Linked DNA regions of Homo sapiens: region 1 is linked to region 2. Evidence: read pairs that join two places in POLR2A ChIA-PET (ENCODE). Cell type or tissue: Caco-2. All regions are shown on one strand. Each heading gives the region's core, and the rest is flanking DNA. Links, peaks and the distances in the headings are about the cores only.

Evidence for each region. Peaks named below come from ENCODE experiments on the same cell type or tissue, not always from the same donor. Only the 100,000 strongest peaks of a DNase experiment are listed, where the experiment ranks them.
Region 1: POLR2A ChIA-PET joins it to region 2 with 5 read pairs; 1 of 35 experiments calls an interaction of 5 or more read pairs at or near these places.

The regions. Positions count from the first base shown.
Region 1 is chr17:43,763,812-43,770,773 of GRCh38, forward strand. It overlaps DUSP3 (dual specificity phosphatase 3), which reads right to left. Exons shown (of 3, transcript NM_004090.4): 3 at 2,314-6,003. The coding sequence ends at 5,798. Among named protein-coding and RNA genes, the nearest start is that of SOST, 8.5 kb to the left of the region's middle. In Caco-2, for the core only: CTCF peaks have their summits at 2,774 (motif pointing left) and 2,976; a DNase peak (open chromatin) is centred at 2,793.
Region 2 is chr17:44,539,156-44,546,117 of GRCh38, forward strand. No RefSeq gene overlaps it. Among named protein-coding and RNA genes, the nearest start is that of FZD2, 15 kb to the right of the region's middle. RefSeq lists an enhancer at 609-1,603. In Caco-2, for the core only: no CTCF peak of the experiment used is centred there; DNase peaks (open chromatin) are centred at 3,325, 4,106, 4,696 and 6,114.

The sequences.
Region 1 (6,962 bases), core at 909-5,908, 780 kb before region 2:
TTGTACATCCTATGGCTTTGGACAAATGTATAATGACATACATCTACCATTATAGTATCATACAGATGGGCAGTATTTTCATTGTCCAAAAAAACTATCTGCTCTGCCTATTCATCCCTCCCCGACTTTCCCCAACCCCTGGCAACCACTGATCTTTTTACTGTACCTTTATTTTTGCCTTTTCCAGGATGTCATATAGAGTTGGAATATACCCATACATAGTCTTTTCAGATTGGCTTCTTTCAGTTAGTAATATTCATTTGGGGTTCCTCCATGTCTTTTCATGGCATGAACAGCTTATTTTTTTTTTTTAGCACTGAGTAATACTCCATCGTCTTGATGTATCACGGTTTATCTAGTCACCTACTGTCATCTACTGAAGGACATCTTGGTTGCTTTCAAGCTCTGGCAATTATTAATAGAGGTGGTATAAACATTTTGTACAGGTTTTTTGTTTTGTTTTGTCTTAAGACGGAGTCTTACTCTGTCTCCCAGGCTGGGGTGCAGTGCCGTGATCTCAGCTCACTGCAACCTCCGCCTCCTGGGTTCAAGTGATTCTCCTGGCTCAGCCTCCCGAGTAGGTGGGATTACAGGTGAGCACCACCACACCTGGCTAATTTTTGTATTTTTAGTAGAGAAGGGGTTTCCCCATGTTGGCCAGTATGGTCTCAAACTCCTAACCTCAAGTGATCTGCCCACCTCAGCCTCCCAAAGTGCTGGGATTACAGGCATGAGCCACCATGCCCAGCTGTGTGCAGGTTTTTATACGAACGTTAAGTTTTCAAATCATTTGAATAAATACCAAGGAGCATGACTGCTGGATTGTGCAATAAAAGTATGTGTAGTTTTGCAAGAAACTAAACTGCAAACTGTCCTCCAAAGTGGCTGTACCATTTTGCATTCCCCACTGAAACAAAGAGTTCCTGTTGTTCCACATCCTCACCAGATGCATTTTTTCAAAAGGACAATTTTCTTATGGGCCTTCAAAGGAGAGAACAATCTCTTTCCCCTGGGGAGGATCTGGGATCCTTATGGTAAGATGTGGCATTTGGACCAGACTTTGAATGACAGGCCAAATTTGGAAAGTATATTATGCTCCTTTGACTCCTTGGGATCATAGAATCTTTGATCTGGAAGGACTCTCAAAGGTCATCCGGTTTCATTCTCTACTTGGTTCTGGAGGAGGCCCCTATCTCTAATTAATGGAAACTGAGGATTCTCCTTATTGGCTGCATTTTAAAACAGATTTTGCTCCCACTTGTAGGTGGTAAAAAGGAAATATCTGGATTAGGAGGGCAAACTTCTGCTTTTAGGCAGTACCCTGCATTGAGGGATGTCCAAATCACCTTGTCTTTATTTACACATCCATACACAATGGAATGCTATGTAGCTGTTAAGATGAAGGGGGTAGAACAATAAAAACAATAACCATAATATAAGCTAAGCAAAACAAACAACAAAGCAGAGATATCTCTGTATATACACACGTATGCACATATGTGTGCTTATATATGCTTGACATTTTCCTTTAAGGATATGATGCTTATGGGGAGACAGATTGAAGGAGCAAGTGACTCACTTTTCCGTATAAGCCTTTTGCATTGTTTAAGTGTATTACTATGTACATATAGTATTATTTTTAATGAAAAATTTTTTAAAAATTATACTTAAAAACTTTTACCTGTTTTATATTTTAGTGCTCTGCCTTAAGATTTTGTGTAGAACCATAAAGATTACATTGTCAGAGTCTTGACAAACAGGAAGCGAGTCCAATTGCTTCATGTGATAGAGGGAATGGGAACCTCGAGAGGCTTTCTCTGCCCAGACTTCTGTCTGGGAGGAAAAGGCAACTACTTTCTCTAAGGTTTTTTATTCAAAGGAACATAGCACCAATAGTGGAATTTAAGGCATCTGGGGGAAGGGGATATGTTTAGGGACTGTTCATTTGCAGGATCACTCAAATCTCAAAATGTCACCCAGTCATCACGTGAGGCTACCTTGAGATGAACACCCTAGTCCCCTGCTTTCTTAGAAGCACAAACCTTACCTCCTTCATTCAGGACCATTATGGCCATTCTACCTAAGAATATTCCTACCAGAACATTTCTGGTACTGGAAAGGTGTTCATCAATATCTACTGCATAAACAGTGCCATCATGGAACCTATAACTAGCTCAGAACGGCTATGTTTTAGATGATTATTTTTAAAAAGTTAGAAATCGCAAATATAAAAGCTAAGCCCAAACAAAAAAAGCTAAGCATAAAAACGTAAAAGAATACCAACTGTGATAAGAAGGACAAAAAAACAATACCTTTGTAATGTAAGACATTTATTTTGGCTAAAGTTCTGGTGTTTTAACACTGATTTGTGATACAACGGACATTAAACTTCCTTTTAAAAAGAAAAAAACAATTTGGTAGCTCTCCCTTTTCTGTCCAGAAAAATTCACTCTTTCATAATCAAATTACCCTAAAATTTGGTGGCGTTAAGAGGCAACAAAAGTTAAGCTTCCAACGAATCTGTTCTCTCAACCGGAAATGTCTTCTATTTCCAATCAGGATAAAACCTTGACTTACTTGCAAGGACTATCACGGTTAGCCCTTCAGTGATTCCTGACACCAGTTCTGTGAAAAAGAAAATTTCCTGCGAGAAAAGCTCATGTCTTCATATTGAAGATCAGTACTTTTTTTTTTTTTTTTCCTTTAAAACAGTAGCATCTTAACTTGTGGCACAAAAGGCACCAACATTCCCTTTCCAAACCATCCATCACCATGGGTGGAAGGCAGCGCCACCTGCTGCCCATCATATTATGGCTCACATACCCATAATTTCCTTGCGGTGCTGAATTCCAAGTGGGGATTATTAGAGACCCCTCAGAGCCAAAAGGGGACCTTAGAGGTCTTCTAGATGAGTCCCCTCATTTGTAGGTGGTGGTTTCTGGATAACTCAGAGTGGCAGGGACACAGACGAGCCTGTGGAAAGGTATACTGCTTTAAGATTGAGAAGAAAACCATTTGGCGCTCTAATTTTGCCTGGATGGTGCTCTGTCAGTCAAAGAAAGGGAACAGGTCTGGGGAGGGGGTAAGGGCACCCTGAGTTCCTGTTCCATCACTTCCCAGGCAGTAGAAGGCTGTCCAGGAACAGCTCCCATCCGCAGCTGGGCATGTGTTGGCTCTTACACAAGAGACTTTAATTTTACTTGAAGAACTAAGAGCTAAATCTTGTTAAGTAAATACGGGGTTTCAGGGGTGAAGGACTATCAAGAAATCCCAAGTTATCAGCATAAAAGTAGTCCCAAAGTAAAGGCAGTAATTCTCCCAATGGCCTTTTCTCCCTCATGCCCCCACAGAGACTTTCGAGAGGTCCTAGTTAGCCAGCCACACCAACCTGCTGTGTTCGCGTAAGTAGCTGTGCCTGTCCCATGGGGTGACCACTGCCTGGTCATGGGAGGGGAGCCCCAGCCCCAGCTCCCTAGCCTTTTCCAGGAGCAGAGCAGAAAGCTCTACTTCGGGGTGCTACATCCCACCTGGAGAAAGAGCTGCACATTCTAGCCTATGAGGGACCCACCCTTTTCACTTGCTTCTCCGGGGCTGGATTGAGGGTAAGTGCAGTACACCTGGAGATCCCAGGGAGCCCCCTTCTTGAGAAAGAGTATCGTATGAAAGAATCCAGCTTCAGGGAGCAGCAAACCCAAAATCTTGCCCAGCTCCACCTTATGGAGCTGGACAACCCTGGGGGCCAGGCCCTTAATCATTCTGAACCTCAGTTCCTTTTTTTTAAAAAAGGTCACAATACAAGAACAAGCTCTACTAACTTTACAGGGTTACTGTGAGGCTCAAGTTAGATTAAGTTGGAAGGCTACCTAGAAGCTGTGCAGTGAGGTACCCAGTTTAGAGGATGGCCATTTCACTTAGGTGGGTTTATCTGGACACCTTTTTCACTATCTGGAGAAGAAGACACATACTGGTTGTTCAGGGCTGCTGTGGTCACAGAGAAAAGCGGACAGCAAATGACCAGGCTGGGCAGGGCTGCTTCTGTGTGATCAGAGACCTTCCCAGCCGGGAGTGAGGCCTTACGCCACACCTGCCTCTCCGTGTCCCAGCCAGGAGCTCCTGGCCAACTCTGAAAAAGGCACATTCCCTACCTTGGCATATTAACACTGCCTGAATTTAAATGTAAAACTGAGTTGTAAATAGTCAACAAAAGTCCCTGATATTTCTTTCGTTTTAGGTAAGACTCCTTCACAAGGCCTTGCGAGTGATCCTACCATGAATTCAGTCTTCTGGGAGCGTGACACACCCACCAGAACAATGCCCTATATATATTTGGTGCTCAAAAAGTGTTTACTTTCTTAAACTTTTATCAGACACCTATGTGCAAGGTGCTGGGGGCATGGCTGAGGACCTTCTCTTTGCCCAGAGTGACCCTGAAGATAAATAGCATCACAATCACTTTCCATAATAACAATAACGTAAAATCCTAACAAGACTGTATTTAAAACAAAACTCTTATATTCTGGCAAATGTGCATACACATGTGAGGGCTGGTGCATTCCAATATCATCCTTAGAAAGTCTTTTGAAAGGTTTATCGTGTTTGGGTTTTTTTGCTCTACCACCAATAAAGGATCCATTTGGACACTCCGCCATGTCTCATGTCTGCCTGGCTGAGTCACTTCAGGGATCCCGTGCTGGCACCAGAGAGCTGTAAGAGCCACCTGCAATGGGCAGGGTGTGTGCCTGGGACCTTTCACTTCCCTGCTTGTCTTCTGGCCGCGTTTCTGAGAGGCACGCCCCCCACACACATCCATGCACACACGCTGTAATTGGCCAACTTCCTCCTTCTGTTCTTGGAATAGCAACCGAGACAAAAAGCAGTTAGCACGAGTGGCTTGGGCTTGCCAACACTACAATTCAGGACAAAACCCTTGTAATTCTCCAAATGGTGGGGTTTTTAAATAGGTTGGACTTCAACTCCCTGTTTTCTAAAAAAGAAAAAAAAAAAAGCATGCCCAAGGCATCACTCTTCTCAAAAACGAAGTGACTGAGATAAGATCGAAGGGAAATATTCCAGAGCAGCAGATTCTGAACTCAAGGCTTCCAAAGATTCACATTTTGAAAACTCTATGGATTTAGGAGGGTTCTCCAGGTTTGCCCACAAGGCCTCTTTGTGTAGGGACCATTCATCCTAAGGAAATCATTCAAATGCAGCCTTGCTGTGGGAATCTCCATCCACTAATAACTGACGGACACCCCCACCCCAGCTTCGGACCTCAAGACGTGAGAGGGCTGCCTATGCACAGGGTGTGGAAGGCTGTGGGGACAGTGCAGGGCACAGACGTGGTGGGGAGAGTGGCCTGCATTTGCATAGTTCCTTTACTAGGGCTCAAGGTGTTGAGGTCCACACTCAAGAGAGGATTCGGGAGTTGGGGAAGGGAGGTCATGAGGGACCTCTGTGAGCATCTTAGGCCTTACACTTCCACACACCTCCTGCCGTGGGCCATCGGGAAGCATGCAGGCCACAGGCCTTCCCCCTCTGAGCCCCCATCTCAGGGAAAAGACATCATAAGTTACAGAAACAGGACAACTGGGGAGCAAGGACGCCCCCCTTGGCAAGCTTCTTTATGTGCTCCCCAGGGTGGGGAAAGTGGCCCAGGACTGTGTTGGGACACACTTGTAGACAAGTGCCTTGTGATGCTGGGAGCAGGGTACAGTGTGTTTCCTAAACATGGCAGCTCGGGACACCTTTGCCCACGGCCTCCCCCACGGACCTCTCGAGCAGAGGTGGTGGGGGTGCCCTAGGGTTTCAACTTCCCCTCCTTGGCTAGTCTGTCATTGAGCTGGCAGAGCTGGGCCAGGAAGCCATCGTTGGGGCCGATCTCACGGTTCTGCCTCACGATGCTCAGGGCAGACTTGACGTCCATCTTCTGCCGCATCATGAGGTAGGCGATAACTAGCGTTGGGGAGCGGCTATAACCTTCCCGGCAGTGGACGAGCACCCGGCCTGTAAGAAACAGGGGAGACGTGGTGAGCTGGGGGCGTCCCATCACACCATGGCGTTGGTCAAGACTCTTCCGTGAAGTGCCACTTAAAAGCACAATGTCACGCCACTGTGTGCCTGTCAGAATGGCTAAAATGAAAAGGATGGAAAACCCAAAGTGCTGGTGAAGATATGGGGCAACTGGAACTCTTCTGCGTGGCTGGGGGAGGTGAGGCGTGAATTGGCACAACCACTTTGGAAAGCTGTGCGGCACGGCGGTATCTCCTCAAGCTGAACACGTGCATCCCCTCTGGCCCAGCAATCCCACTCCCAGGCCCAGGTCCAATAGAGATACGCATTCACATTCACGAACATGGGCCAGAATGTTCACAGGCAACACTGCACATCATGGCCCACAGTTAGAAACCCCCAAAGGCCCATCCACAGTAGAAAGGACAAATACAAAGAATGACCAGACTGCCACTTAGCAGAAGCAACACGGAGGCAGCACACACATATGAGGTGGATGAGCCCACAGAGTAGGAAAGCGGGCAAAACCATCTGTGCTGTCAGAAGCCTGCAAGGGGCTGGGCACAGTGGCTCACGCCTGTAATCCCAGCACTTTGGGAGGCCAAGGCAACTGGATCACAAGGTCAGGAGTTCGAGACCAGACTGGCCAACATAGTGAAATCCCGTCTTTACTAAAGATACAAAAAAATAGCTGGGTGTGGTGGCGCGAGCCTATAATCCCAGCTACTCAGGAGGCTGAGGCCAGAGAATTGCTTGAACCCAGGAGGCAGAGGTTGCGGTGAGGTGAGATTGTGCTGAGATTGTGCTCCAGCCTGGGTGACAGAGCGAGACTCTGTCTCAAAAAAAAAAAGAAGCCCGCGTGGCAGAGGCCCTGGGAGCTGGGGATGGGGGTGGTGGAGCATAGAGACTGGGGGTGCTTTCCAGGGTGCTGGTAGTGTTTTGTTTCTTTTTTT
Region 2 (6,962 bases), core at 1,326-6,325:
AGTCCCCGACTCCCTCCGAGACAGAGCCTCCTCCCCTTCTCAAGCACCCCGAATCTCTGCACCACCAATTCACCCTCAGATCTGTTTCTTTCTTTTTTTGTTTTGTTTTTTGTTTTGTTTTGTTTTGTTTTGTTTCCCCCGTCGCCCAGGCTGGAGTGCAGTGGCACGATCTCGGCTCATTACAACCTCTGCCTTCCAGGTTCAAGCGATTCTCCTGCCTCAGCCTCCCAAGTAGCTGGGATTACAGGTGTGCGCCACCATGCCTGGCTAATTTTTGTATTTTTAGTAGAGACGGGGTTTCACCGTGTTGGCCAGGCTGGTCTCGAACTCCTGACCTCATGATCCGCCCGCTTCGGCCTCCCCAAGTGCTGGGATTACAGGCGTGAGCCCCAGGTCTCTTTCTTAAAATGTCTTTTCCCTCTATCTTTCCCCTCCCAGTGATCCAAAAGCTACGCCTGATTTGGAGAGGGGGTGGCAAGTGGGAAAGGAGGAGGGAAGGGGCAGTGTGGATCGAGGAGGGGGTCACCCCCACCCTGACCCTGAGCACCCTAGGTTTGGCCCCTCTGGGTGCCTCCCTCTTTGGAGAACTCAGGAAGCCGATGAGCTAGTTTGCGAGCTGGGGGTGGGGCAGTGAGGAGACTGGGGAGGAGGGAGGAGAGGGGAGAGTGATGGGAGCCGCGGCTGGGAGGCTTCGGAAGGTTGAAGGCTGGGTTTGGGAGGTGAGGGCGAGCGTCCCTCTCAGCCCCGTGGGGGGATATGCAAAGAATTGCTAATTGCAACTAAACGAGGCCTCGGCGTGGGGGAAGGGGCAGTCTTGCGGCTGTCAGGGGCTACCGCCTCTTTGAGTGCCCGGGTAAGGCCAGGCCAGCCCGCTCTTCTCATGTAAAGCAGCTTTTTGTCTGGGGGAGCCAGGGCTGGGGCCAGGGGCTGGGGAAGGGGCCCAAGCCATCAGCAAGTTTCTTGTTCCCCAGAAAGGGAGAAGGGTGCCGAGGCCTCCTCAGAGTGAGAATGCCCCCCTCCTTCTCCACTCTCAAGCTTTTTATGTGGGGGTTGATGGGGTGCTGCCCAGCAGGAGGGGGTGGGCCTGGGATCCCAGTACCCCCCTTGCTGGACTGTGGGAAAAAAAAGAGCACAAAGAAGGGGGCTGGCCCCGCTGAGATGGGAGACGGGGCAGCTCTGATCCACGGATGCCCTGAGGCTGAAGTACCCATCCCTGGATCCCCTTCTAGAGAATGTCCCCATTGGCCATGTATCTTATCTGGTCATCTGGGCCCATTTCAGACTTTCTCACCCACTTTGCAAACCCTCCCTAACCTTTGTACTCTGAGGAGATGGATTTTGTGAATCCAAGTTAGTTCCTAACTGAGCCTAACTAGAGGGAGAAGAAGGACTCATACCTTTGGGGAAATCTTTGCTCTAAACATAGGGACCTACGAATAATGCTTCCAGACCCTGGGGCCACATAACCTGTTAGAGACCCAAGAATCTTGCTTTCTAATTCAGATGCCCCCTTTTATGAGCTTCTATAAACTTGGGCAAATTATATCAGCTATTGAGCCTCAGTTTTCTCATCTGTAAAATGGGGACAATATCATCCTCTCAAAATCCTTGTGAAGATATGGAAAGATGCAACGCATCCCGTATGGCAGTCCCTGGTTCTCAGTGTGTCCCCTCCCCTCCCCTGGAACATCTATCAAAAGGATGGATACACACACACAAGCACTTCAGGGATAGTGATACCTCATGTCCATATCACACTTTGCAATTTCCACAATGCACGTGACATCTCTTTCTCTTTTTTCTTCTTTTTGAGACAGAATCTCACTTTGTCGCCCAGGCTGGAGTGCAGTGGCATGATCTCGGCTCACTGCGAACTCCGTCTCCTGGGTTCAAGTGATTCTCTTGCCTCAGCCTCCTGAGTAGCTAGGACTACCACCCACCACCACTCCTGGCTAATTTTTGTATTTTTAGTAGAGACGGGTTTTCACCATGTTGGCCAGGCTGGTCTCAAACTCCTGACCATCAGTGATCCACCCGCCTCAGCCTCCCAAAATGCTGGGATTACAGGCGTGAGCCACAACGCTGGGCCACATGTCATCTCTTAATGATACACTATCTAATCAATGGAACAGACTCTTCTTTTCTATATTTGGTGAAAAAAATCAAGATTCCAAGAGCTTAAGTCAGATCCCCTGACACCTCTGCCAATGCTCATCCCACTCCATGGTGTGGCCTCAGGGATCCCATCTCACAGACTAGACAAATGGAGCCCAAGGCCAGAGCAAAACCAGCCGGAGACTGTCACCGTCCAAGGTATCACCCAGGGTTTCTCAATAGCACAGCTTGTCTTAGTGGCCACCTGCACTCTTCTCCTAAATCAGTGCTTGTGTGGAAACTTTAGGACCATGTGGGTCCCCTTCTCTCAGCTCCACACTGGGGTCCTTGAGAAGCAGAGGGCTGGCTGGAGGATAGGAAGGGTTGTCCCCTCCCCTCCCAGCAGAAAACCTCTGGGATGACACCTTCACTCTGAGAGGCAGCGGGATGACACGGATAGAATCGCTGGGCAAGTCAGTTCTTTCCCTCCTCCCTTTTCCTGCTAGAAGTCCACTTCTTCATCGAGAAATGTCTCCTCCGTTCCTTCCCCCCTCTATTTTGGGGGCCCCGGGGTCTAGCTCCCCATCCCTGTGTGTCGCTCCGGCTGGATCCCCATCCTCCCAGCCCCTCGGCCAAGTGGAGGATGCTGATCTGACTGCCTCCTGCCAGACACCTAGGGCCTCCTGCTCCCAGAGGGTCTTGGCCAAGGGGCTCTGGCGCTGGGCCGGTGCCTTTCTCACTGCCCGGCTCCCTCCTCACAGGCCCCTAATCCATCTCACCCAGCAGGAAGCCCTTAAGCTGCCTTTTCAGCCGCCTTCCCCAGCCCGCTGTGGGCTCTGTGCCTTTCTATACCACCCTTGGCAGGAGCTGTGTTATACAAGCTGGAGAGAGAGGCCCCTGCAAAGAGGTCATCGTGCCTAAGGCGGCTTCCAGCTCCAGCAGCCTCTCCTCCCTGGTCCCCTCCCCAGGGTTCCCCCACTGGTACACTGCCTGGCATCCCTGGGCACTGACAGCCCTGGCTGACTCACATCAAAGCCCCAGACTGGGTCCAGGTGAGAGGAGGGATGCTAGGGGGACAGTGGGCAGAAGGCCAGGGTCTGGGGAAGTGTGGCAGGCATGAGGGGCTCCTCTGGCTCTGTGCCATCTGTCCTTTTGGCTGGTGTCTCCATCTTCCCTCTGCTTCCAACCCCTGCCCTCAACTCCCCAAAGCCCATTCACAGGTTTCTTAGACTCAGTTATGCAGCCCAGACAGGGCTGGGAGAGCGTGTGCCCTGGAGGCCACCTCAACTGAATGTTTCAGACAGGAAGAGAGAGAGGCCAAGGGGGTGGGGGTGGGGGCAGGGGCGCCAACAGTTTCTTTCTGTCTTCCTAGGTTGTATTTGGATTTGGGCAATTGCTTGTCACTCTTGGGGCACAGACCTCATAGCTTGGATCATTCTGGGGCAGGCTTAATTTCACACCCCCAATTTCATAGCCCCTGCAAGTATACTCTCGCTGGTTCTGATGATTTTTGGTTTGGAAAATGGTTCTTTTTTTTTTTAGATGGAGTCTCGCTCTGTCGCCCAGGCTGGAGTGCAGTGGCATGATCTCGGCTCACTGCAACTTCTGCCTCCTGGGTTCAAGTGATTCTTGTGCCTCAGCCTCCCAAACAGCTGGAACTACAGGCACCTGTCACCACACCTGGCTAATTTTGTATTTTCAGTAGAGACGGGGTTTCACCATGTTGGCCAGGCTGGTCTCAAACTCCTAGCCTCAAGTGATCTGCTCACCTTGGCCTCCCAAAGTGCTGAGCCACCGTGCCCTGCCTGGAAAATGGTTCTTGTATGACCTGGTCCTTATCTTGACCTCAACCTTTCCCTCCCCTCTCTCTCCAGGAAAAAATATCCCCCCACCGCCCCTACCTAGGCCCCTTCTCCAAGGCCCAAACCCCAGTCCTGCCTCCACTCCAGGAAGCCAGCCTTTTGCTGGCTAGAAGTGGTTAGAGAAGAGTTGGGGGTGCCTCTGGGAGGTCTGTTTGTAGTTCAGATTCTTCTCATTCCAGGCTCAGCAGGCTCTCTCTAAGGGAAGGGCCTGGGATGGGGGGCGGGGATCCTTGGGGCACCAGCTGCAGGGAAGGAAAGCTTCCCGGGGAGAGGAGGGAAGTGTTTTTCTTCCCTTCCTAGTGACCCCCATCCACAAGGTAGGAACTGCCTCTCCTGGTTCCATCATTGGAGTCCCCCCCACAAGCTGCCCCAGCATTCAGGCTCCTCCCAAGGGGCCTGACAGGAGCTATGGAGAGCTGCGGCCCTGATCTCTTTCTTCACTTCTGAATGAGTCCATTTCTACCCTTTTGGGACCCTTAGAGATGTTTGGAAGAGTTTGGAGGAGGGGCACTAAGGTATGCACAACCAGATGCTTGCAGAGTGACTGGGTCAGCCCCAGCTTCAAAGAGGCTATATCAGTCTATCCCCAAAACTGAAGTCCCTTGTAGATTTTTTCTTTCTTTAACCAGTATTCACATATTTGTCCCTCTAGACTACCAACCCTTAGGCCTCGAGATTCCTCAAGGATTAATCAGTGATCCAGTCACGGGAGAAAGCAACCAACCCCCAGGGTCTTAGAAGTCTGACACCTGCCCCAACTCCCCAGCAAACTTCCTTCTCCAGCTGCCTCTGCCTGAGAGCAGGAAAAACCAACACTAAAGGCTTATATTGAGCATCCACTATGTGAAGTCACTTACCACTTCATCTTATCTTCCCCACCCTTCAAGAGAAGATTAGTGTCCCTATCTTATCGATGAAGAGTCAGAGCTTCAGAAAGGGAGAGTGACCTATCTCAGGGAATGCAGTGAGGAAGCAGAGCTGAATCCATTGAGTCCAAGTCCAGGACAGTGGTCTGCCTAGCATGCTGCCTCGTGACTAGGTCTGCCCTAGGTGCCTGTGTCCAGGCTCCCAGGCTGACCTCTGGCTAATATTCTGCTTCTGGGTTACAAAGCAGCATGTACCATCTGAGCTTCCTTTCCCAAAGCAACTGTCCCTACAAATCCAGTTTCTCTTTCAGTCCTCACTTCACAGGGAACAGGACAGACTTATTGTGCCCATTCTTCAGATGGAGAAACTGATACTCAGAGAAAAGATTCACTGAAGGTCAGAAAAGTATTAAGCACCAAGACCAGGACACGAGCATTCAGGTGTCCTACGTCCACTTCATGGGTTCTCACGATGATGTCAGATTTATTTGTCACTTCACCCCTTCTCAGATTGGAGATCAGAATAGATTTGTTTTTGTTTGTTTTGTTTTGAGACAGGATCTTGCTCTGGCACCCAGGCTGGAGTGCAGTGCTGCAATCACAGCTCGCTGCAGCTTCGACCTCCTGGGCTCAAGAGGTCCTCCTGCCTCAGCCTTCCCAGTAGCTGGGATTATGGGTGTACATTACCATGCTCAGCTAATTTTTTTTTTTTTGTAGAGACAGGGCATATTTGTAATTAAATGTGGCTTTGAGAAACTAGATACTTGTCAAAACTGGAGACTAGAAATCTGCGTCCTAGAAACCTTGCTCATTTTTCATCCTCAGAGCTGAGCTTCTCCCCTCCCTAAGTGTGGGTTTCAGAGGCAGGGCAGAATGTATGGAAAGGGAATTGGGCTCGCTGTCCAGGGCAGGATGCTTGTGTCTCTAGATTACCCAGCTCAGGGAGTTCTTCAGACCTTGCCCTATTTACAGAGAGCATTGATTCATTTAACAATTTTTTCTTGGGTGCCTATGATATGCAAGGCACTAAGGTATGCACAAAAACTAAGACACAGCCTCTGCCCTCAAGAGATTATCTTGTTGGGCTGTGGGGAGGCTGTAGTTAGACATATGTAGGTAACACATGCCACATGCTAAATGCCATAAGATAAACATCAACTCAGGGAAAGGACAGGGGTGGTATCAGGGAAGCACCACAGAGAAGGGGACTTCAAGGATTTACAGTGGTGGAATGGCTCTAGGTATTTTATCAAAAAAAGAGATTCAGGCCAGGTGCAGTGACTCATGCCTGTAATCCCAACAGTCTGGGAGGCCGAGGCAGGCAGATTGCTTGAGCTCAGGAGTTCCAGACCAGCCTGGGCAACATGGTGAAACCCCATCTCTACCCAAAATAGAAAAAATTAGCCAGGCATGTGTCTGTGCTCCTAGCTACTCAGGAGGCCAAGATGGGAGGATTGCTTGATCCTGGGAGGTCGAGGCTGCAGTGAGCCGAGATCGCATCACTGCACATTCCAGCCTGGGTGACAGAGTAAGACTCCGTCTCAAAAAAAAAAAAAAAGATGCAATACATATAGACGAAATTAAATTATGGCCCCACAAAATTAATATGTTAAAGCCCTAACCCTCAATGTGATTGTATTTGGAGATAGGGGTTTTAGGAGGTAATTAATGTTAAACGAGGTTGGAGGGTCCCCACCCCTAATCTGATAGGATTGGTGGCCTTATAAGGGGAACAGAGAGAAACCTCTCTCTCCCCACCTACACACACCAATGATAGGCCACATGAACACTGAGAAGGTGGCCATCTACAAGCCAGGAAGGAAGCCTTCGCCAGAATCCAACCATGCTGGCATCCCGATCTCAGACTTTCAGCTTCCAGAACTATGAGAAAATAAATTTCTGTCATTTAAGCTATCCAATCTGTAGTATTTTGTTATGGAGCCCAAGCAGACTAAAACAAGCAGGAAACTAGGTGTTTGTGAAACTTGGATGGCCTGGAGGAGTAGACTTTGTCACGAAGCCACAGAAATGACCCTCCAGTAGAAGCTGCTACCTCTGCCACTAGCAGGTAGGGGGATCAAGAGGCTACCATTGGGACCGGTTGCAGTGGCTCATGCCTGTAATCCCAGCACTTTGGGAG